Linked DNA regions of Homo sapiens: regions 1 and 2 are each linked to region 3. Evidence: chromatin contacts called from ENCODE Hi-C or POLR2A ChIA-PET data. All regions are on one chromosome and are shown on one strand. Each heading gives the region's core, a stretch centred on a gene start or an enhancer-like site at or near the end of the contact. The rest is flanking DNA. Distances are from core to core; before and after follow the strand shown.

Region 1 (2,700 bases), core at 17-2,516, 130 kb before region 3:
TTTTCTCTGCTATTTCTTACAATGCTTATTTTCTTTCCATGGTTCCCAGCTAATTGGTGTCCCGTACCTGTGCTGATGTTGAATGTTTTTCCTCCAAATTAACCTATAGATGATTTCTGGGGTGGGGGTGAGGATGGGGCAGAAACCCTTTGAAAAGGAGTGCAAAAGTTCATGTTCATGTGACTACGTACATTTTTCAGGAAAGAGGTAATTATCCCAATACTCTGCAACACAAAAAAGATTCTGAATCACTGAGCCTGGGTGTACAAACACTATGTCTTGTGTGTATGTGTCTGTGTATATGTGTGTTTCCTAGTAAAACCAGTTTCATATCTTCATAGTTCTATTTCTTCTGGATAGTACTTTTCTAGAGAATATGGCAGTAATTTCTAATTTTAAAAGACATAAGAAACAAAAGTCACAGTAAAAATCTAATCAGCCAAATAGTTTATAAGAAAATGCAGGAAAAAGATAAAGAATGAGCTCCTTGATACATTGTATATTCTGGTTCAAACATAGTACATGCACAGATACATACAGCACAAAACACACTAACTTTAATATCCTGTGGAGAAGTTAATTTGCTGGATTACACATATGCATGTTAAATGGGAGCATTTATTAGAATAAGTCAGACCAAAAGAACACTTTCGCACGGAATATTTATATAATGGAAACAGGGATTTCTGAAAAATTGCTTCAGTTTTCCAGGTGGCTTTACAAGGGCAGGATGGATGTAGAGTAACTGGGAGAGAGACTCTCCTTTTAGCAACATTCTGGGCATGAAAGGCAGTTGTGGATCCAGCCAAATAAGCTGCAAACTTCCCGATGATATATTCACCGCTTTTCTACATTTTGTGATAGTAATAAGGAAGGTGTTAGCTCTAGCCTGCTAAATGTTTGAATCTGATGCATTTTGTAATCAGCAGAATAATGGTCCCCAAAGATGCCTACGCCTAACTCCTGGATGCTGTGAATATGTTGTGTTATATGGCAAGGATAAACTAAAGTTGCAGATGGGAATTAAAGATGTCAATCAGCTGAGCTGGAAATAATTAGAGTGCCCTGGATTATCCAGGTGGGCCCAATGTAATCACAGATTTCCTTAAAAGTGGAAGAGGGAGGAAGGTGTGTTGGGTCAAAGTGATTCAATAAGAGCAGGATTCAATCTGTACTGGCTACCTTGGAAGATAACAGGAAAAGGACCGTGGGCCAAGGAGTGTAGGTGGTTTCTAGAAGCTGGAGGGGCCAGTGACATATTTTTTCCCTAGTGCCTCCAGAAAGAACGCAGCCCTACTGACACCTTGGTTTTGGCCTGGTGAGACCAACTTTGGACTTTTCACTTCCAAAACTGTAAGTAATAAATTTGTGTTGTTTTAAGCCAACAGCAGAGGTGTCATTTCAGTTTGTAGTCATTGCTACAGCAGCACTAAGGAGCTGGCACACATTGCCGGGACTCGCTCTGGCGCTTGGGCGGCACTGTAGGTGTCCACGTTCTTGGAGGTAGTCAGCAAAGGGGGGCTCTCTCGGCTGGGCTGGCCACGTCTGCTTACACAGAGTGCTACCCTCTTCCCACTGCGGTAACAGCCTTGCCTTAGCCCCTGTGTGTTTGGAGTGGCATTCGCTACAAAAGTTCTTTGTCAAAGGGACAAACGATGAGCTATGATGCCATTCAGACTGATGTGTTAACTTCTAAGCTTTCCTATGATTAAGATAATTGTTCTATGATATGAGGAGCGGCATTGCATGCAGTATATTTCTTTATGTGCTGTTAAAATGCAGTTCACGGCTGTAGACAGGTGGGGTGAAATTAGCACCAGACTGGGAGACAGAAGCCCTGATTTCTTTCCTTGGCCTGTCCACATACAAGCTATGGGTGTAATGAACTTTTGTTTTCCCATAAACATTTTAAAATCACTTAGTCATGCTCCTCAAAAAATTTTAACTTTTGGATTAAAACTGTTGAAACTGTAGATAATCTGGTGGAAAATGAACACCTTAGTTCTACAGTTAACAAAGGTAAGTTATCTCAATAATTTGAACATGTTATATTTTTATCTACTTAGGTCTTGTCTGTCCTATAATAGTTCTAGGGCTTTTTTTTTTCCTATAAAGTTCCTGGTAATTCTTATCTGATTTTTCTTTTTCTCCTTAATATAGTGCATTATTCTGAATTGTTAGGTAAAAGTTGGTCTGCTTGTTGTCAGTATCTTATAGAGTTTGTGCTTCTCATATGCCTAGAAATTTTTTCTTGTGACTTTATATCCCCTTCAGGGGATATAAGATGCCGTGATTAATATCGTACACCAGGAGAAGGGGTTACAGCCTGTGCGCCTCCTGGTGATCTTGATTAGGAAGAAGGGGAAGGTGGACCTTAGGGCAGATGGCCTCTAGCATTGAAATGTGGGCTCCCAGATCCTCCATCTGTCCACATCTTGCTGGACACCTCCATACTCATCTGCCTGGGCCACTTCTCTGACTCCCAATCCCCTAACCCTTGGGCTGGGAGGAGAAAGAGCTCAGAAGCCAGCAGGTTGCTCTCTTCCCTTGCTGTGTGCTCTCAGTGGTTGTTGGCAGCACACTGGAATCACCTGGCAGCCTTAAATACTGATAGTGAATTGAATCCATAGAGATTCTGATTTTGTGCATTCCAGGTGAGGCCAAGTGTATCAGGCTGTTTTAAACCTCCCCAGATGATTC
Region 2 (2,700 bases), core at 69-2,568, 230 kb after region 3:
CTGTACTGTACTTAACTATAGATCAAATAGTGAAATAGAGTTACCCTAGATGCTTGCCGCTATGGAATACATTCCAATGGGGACACATGTCTCACACTACCAACAGAGAAAGTGTAATCACAATTGTCTCATTCAGTTGGAACTTCCCGTTCTAGATTGACCCAATAGCCAAAGGCTTTGGAATGGATCTTTTGGTAACTGTCCCATTGTGGGCTCTGGTGGATGTGTAATAAAGTAATAAAAGGGGGATCTATGTGGGAGAAAGAACTCTCCAAGGTTGGTAGCAACCAGGATGCAGGGTTTACAGAAGGGAATTAGCAGGAGTTTAAGAGCCCTGGATTGCTCAAGCAGCATCAGAAGCACCCTAAAAGTCCTTCAAGGCTGGGATGATACACAAGAAACACTGACTTCCAAGTTTCACATGAGGTCCCAGAAAGCATGGACTACATTATGCTTATTTCCTTTCATGGGCTGAAAACAGTAATACCCAACAGAGGACAAGCAGGGGACTCAAGGACGTTAATACAATGTAGAATAAAAGCAAGTTACTGAATTTCAGTAAACCAGAATTCTAATGTTAATTGTTTTGTCTTATTTGAATCAATTTTTAATTTTTAATGTTTTGGGGTATATAATAGGTATATATATTTATGGGGTATATGAGCTATTTTAATACAGGCATACAATGTGTAATAATCACATCAGGGTAAATAGGATAACCATCACCTTGAGTATTTGTCCTTTTAACTCACGGCTTGTTTCCCGTATTTTAAAATAAAGTGTTGGACTAAATGTTTTCAAATAATTCTTTCATTTGTGAAGCTATTTCCAAGAGGTAATGCTTACATGATTCTTTAAAGGTCATCATTCATTTGTTTATTCAAAAACTCTTTAGTGAGTGAGTACATTATTTGCATAATATACCAGTCTTTGGCCAATCATACCGAAGCCATGTGACCATGGCTTAATCTATCTGAACATCATCTGTTACATCATTGGTGAAATGGGCATAATGATATGGTTTTTAGAGGTAATTAATAAGATTGTTTTAAAGTATTTTATAAAGTTAAAATCCTATAAAAAGGGATCACTGTTAGTATCACTATCACTACTCATAGCGAATATTTATCATTTTGGGGGGTGTCCAGTATTTATCTTCATTCCTCCCCTTTTTAAATTATAGCCTGCCAATTTCCCTCTGAAGAGAACACTCAATTGTGTGTAGGTCTTAGATGGAGGGTAGTTACCGCCGCCAGCCTCTTATCACCTCCCACTGCTGCCTCTCTCATAGAACCTGATGGAGTTTCATTGGCCAGTTAGACATTCCCTCCAGGGACTTTAATTCTTTGAATACTTATCAATTGACTCACATTAGTAGCAGATGTTTGGAGGCTAGTTTCATGGGGGCAGCTGCAGCCCAAGGATCATATAGTCTCTGCCTTGTGCCCAAGGCTGTGGTTTGGCATCTAGAACTTCCTTGGTTTTTCAGTTTTCCCCAATTAGGTTTTGGTGTTTTTTTGTGAGAAAAGGTCTTGTCCAAGACACTGGGAAGCATATCCTCATCAGCAAAGATGCGGTATTTTGTTTTTAATTTGTTGTTTCTACCTAACTTGGAAAACAAAATCAGCACCCCACCCCACCCCCGCAAAAAAAAGACATACAACTTTTGAGAACAAATGGTGTGACTAATGTATATTTAAGACAGTCTGATGAAGATAATTATAAACTCAACGTTAAAAGGAAGATGATTGTTGTTAGTTCCCTTTAGTGAATATAGTTGTATCTGAGTCATACTGTTAAATTAGCTGCAGGCTCAAGTGAGAGACAGGCATTCTAAGATGACATGAAAGTGATTCTGCATGCCACAAGCATGTGATTCCTCTGCTTGAAAGAGAAATCAGCAGGTGTAGATACAAGACAATATATCTTTGCCAGGCTACTTTGTATGCATTACCTATAAGCCCCAAAGTGAGGCTTTGTAAGAGACTTAGTAAACATAAGTTCAGAGTTGTAATTATCTATTTGTCATTTATTGACAGAAGGAAACTTTGGTCTCTAACACAAACTGTCCTGTCCTTTAGTTGTCAGGATGAATCAGCTGTCTCCCTAAGCATGTTTGATTGATCATTTGCTTAACATCATTTAAAAGAAACAGACAAGATGTGAGAATGACACTCTGGATTGAATTTTCAGTGTAAAAGACATAATGCTGTTAATTCAGGGGCAATATGGCCAAACTATATTTAATTTCACATTATTTTTTTGAATGTCTTCTCAGGATCTCTTTCAAATTGGACAGAGATTGCATGCTCTATAGGATAATGGGATATAGTAATTGACATCCTCATGTTGATATCAAGCTATTCTTTTCAGGATCTACTAGTTCAGAATAATGATAACAAGAACAAGATTTGCCAAGTGTAGGAGTCATTCTGAAGTTTGCATATATTATCTGATCAAATCCTAACAACAGCTCTGGGAGTTTGGTACCTTTTAAATCTATAATTTATGGATGAATGAGTGAAAGCTCAGAAATGTTAAGAAATGCTTTCCTATTCAGAGCCTCTAAGTAACAGACTAGGTTACATCTGTTCAGAAACTTTGCTCTAACATGCTGCTGCCTCAAGAGACTAGGACCTTACATTCCACCACTGTTAAATCTCCCTGTTATTTCACTCATTTGATAGAACGAATAATGGT
Region 3 (2,700 bases), core at 176-2,675:
TCTTGCTGTTGTACATTCTATGGGTTTGAATAAATGTATAATGTCATGTGTTCACCATTAAAGTATCATACAGAGTATTTTCACTGCCTTAAAAATCCTCTGTGCTCTGCCTATTCCTTCCTCCCTATCCCCAAACCCCAGCTACCTCTGAGCTTTTGTACTGTCTCCATAGTTTTGCCTTTTTAAAACAAATTATCTTTGCTTTTGAAAAGACATAGAATAATAATTACAACATTATATATAGATGTGTATCTATGCAATATAGGGTTTCCCTGGTGTAAGGCAGTAAGAAGGGGTGAGTAAAAGTATAGAGGGAGCTAGGTCTGAAATTAGAAATAGGTGTCCTTCCCTTTTACATGGATGGAGGAGGGTGATTGGTTTTGGAACAGGAAGTTCAGGGAAGCTTCACCAGAACTTGCCTTAGCCCTTAGCATCCCTAGCCAGGTGTGTTCACTAACCCTTGTTCTGAGGAATAGCACTGTGGCAGAACAGATGTTGGCACTGGGCCCTGGTAGGTAGGGTTCTTGTCCCTCTTTTACTGGCTGGTGAAGGCACGTGGGAATAGTTCTCAAATATGGTTTTCCTGTCTGTAAAATTAGGAAACTGATTTATCAGACCTAGATTGATTGCCTGGACTTTTCATCACAGTCTCAATCTCAAATCTGAGGTTCCCTTCTCTGACTGTACATCGATTTTGGCTTTGTATATGTGGCCACTGAACTTCTCAGGTCTGTCCCAGACTGAATCTTTGATCTTTTTTCACTTCTGCAAAATGCAGGAAGCCCTTTCTTTGTTGTGGTCCCTGTGATGCAAGCTTGGTCAAAAGAAGAAAAGAGCAGAGCTGTGATAAGCTGATTTTAGCAGCAGCGCTCCATTTAGCACCAGGCTGTGTATCCCCCATGAACAGCACAGCCCACTGGGTGCTGGTGGCAGGAATGGCTTTTTGCAGAGACCAAGTGGGTCCAAATGAGAAGGGATTTTCCCATCTTGAACTCCTCTCTTCTGCTGAATTTTCACTGGGGTATAATTTGTTAGTATCTGGCATCGATCCCCCTGCAGGTCATCATACCCATTCCTTTCAGAATGTGGCTGGTAGTCATGGGCAGGGAGAGAGGGACCTTGTATGGAGTTTTGCAGACAGGGCTTCTGATCCCATATACTACAAAATCATTAAAAAACCACCTATCATGCACATGCTGTAAGGTAGGCATTGTGAAAAATGTTTTTCCGTACATTCACTCCCTTATTTTGGTCACTAAACTGCATGTTCATTATCTTTTCAACCACAGGCTTTTGTCCAACATTATAATATTGAGACCTATGGCATACCCTATACTCTTTGTTTCCATCTTCCAGATCCCGAGTCCAGCTACCAGCTCACTACACCTCTGCTGTCCTGCTGTACTTGTATCTTTAAGACACCTGTGAGACCTTTTCTGTGCTTTCAGTTTTATGTGATGGCTTGGCATGCAAACACAAGTATCTCTAGGAAGGCATTCAGGCCTTGAGAACCCTTTGGGGTGTAGTAACAGGAACTTCCTCTTGTGAATCATGCCTTTCATGTAAGAGCAGTCCTGTTAGGAGCACATTATTGACCTCTGCACCTATTCATCAGCCAGAAAGTGTTTATTTACTGAGTATATCCTGAGGTACTGAGATCATTGTCATTGCAGTGTTATTTTGGATTAAATATACATTTGTATTTTTGAAAATTTTGGCATAGTCTACTTTCCCTTGAAAAGAATAACATCAGTAATAACTGGCTGATTTAGGAATCTGTTGACTAGCTTGTCATATAATAGCTTATTTTTCCCCCTTTGAAACTGAAATAGTTGGATTTCTGTAACCTGTGGTATTTTTCTTGGGAATCATATATGTAAAGACTAAATTAGAGGTGAAACTAAGTTTAGTTTGTACATTAGATTTAATTAGTATGAAATTAATTTTAATGTTCTTTTTTTTTGAGACAGAGTCTCACTCTATTGCCTCAATTACTCCAAATTAATTTTCATCGGAACTTCAATAAACATTTTTTTTTTTTGAGACAGTCTCACTCTGTCTCCCGGGCTGGAGTGCATTGGCATGATCTCAGCTCACTGCAACCTCTGCCTCCCGGGTTTAAGCGATTCTCCTGCCTCAGCCTCCCGAGTAGCTGTGATTACAGGTGTGTGCCACTAAGCCTGGATAATTTTTGTATTTTTAGTAGAGAGGGGTTTTTGCCATGTTGGCCAGGCTGGTCTCGAACTCCTGATCTCAAGTGATCTCCCCATCTCGACCTCCCAAAGTGCTGAGATTATAGGTGTGAGCCACCATGCCTGGCACTGATAGTCTTTTGAGAGAAATGTATTTGTTCATTAAATGTAGTTCAAACAATTCTGTTTCCTCTCAAAAACATTGAATAATTTGGGGAGAAAAACTAACAGATATGTAACTATTAGAGAAGTATCAAGTGTGTTGTATGTGAATTTAAATATCATAGAGAAGGAAAGGTCAGTATAGGTTGAATGAATCTCTTTAAATTATAAACAGCCTATTCCTGCCTCTGGTTGGTTTTATACAAAATGTATTAGTTGAATTTCCCTATACTCAGACCATAGTACTGATAGCTCACCAATCTTTGATTTATAAGAATGGTAGAGGTTGTTCCTGGATTCTGCAGATACAAAACATGCCTGTACCTAATCACATTTGGTTGATAAA

The links. A loop is a pair of places that touch in the nucleus more often than their neighbours do. ChIA-PET counts read pairs that join two places held with the same protein, here RNA polymerase II (POLR2A). Pooled maps may share reads with other maps.
Region 1: a loop to region 3 is called in a pooled map, with 3 times the contacts of the local background. The contact joins the promoter of HTR2A-AS1 here to the enhancer-like site in region 3. A Hi-C loop is called at or near these places in 2 of 37 single-sample maps with no recorded cell type and 4 of 50 pooled maps. POLR2A ChIA-PET finds 5 or more read pairs at or near these places in 2 of 52 experiments (PC-3 and activated CD4-positive, alpha-beta T cell).
Region 2: a loop to region 3 is called in a pooled map, with 2.6 times the contacts of the local background. The contact joins two enhancer-like sites. A Hi-C loop is called at or near these places in 1 of 168 maps with a recorded cell type or tissue (PC-9) and 2 of 50 pooled maps. POLR2A ChIA-PET finds 5 or more read pairs at or near these places in 2 of 52 experiments (CD4-positive, alpha-beta T cell and activated CD4-positive, alpha-beta T cell).

The regions. Positions count from the first base shown.
Region 1 is chr13:46,850,874-46,853,573 of GRCh38, forward strand. It overlaps HTR2A-AS1 (HTR2A antisense RNA 1), which reads left to right and starts at 1,267. Exons shown (of 2, transcript NR_103752.1): 1 at 1,267-1,353. All of the region lies in intron 3 of HTR2A (5-hydroxytryptamine receptor 2A), which reads right to left.
Region 2 is chr13:47,214,578-47,217,277 of GRCh38, forward strand. No RefSeq gene overlaps it. Among named protein-coding and RNA genes, the nearest start is that of HTR2A, 320 kb to the left of the region's middle. Within about 2 kb of position 1,319, at least 2 of the 41 ENCODE cell types and tissues checked have a DNase peak (open chromatin) inside an H3K27ac peak, as active enhancers do.
Region 3 is chr13:46,982,571-46,985,270 of GRCh38, forward strand. No RefSeq gene overlaps it. Among named protein-coding and RNA genes, the nearest start is that of HTR2A, 87 kb to the left of the region's middle. Within about 2 kb of position 1,426, at least 5 of the 41 ENCODE cell types and tissues checked have a DNase peak (open chromatin) inside an H3K27ac peak, as active enhancers do; they include PC-3, where a contact is called at or near this core.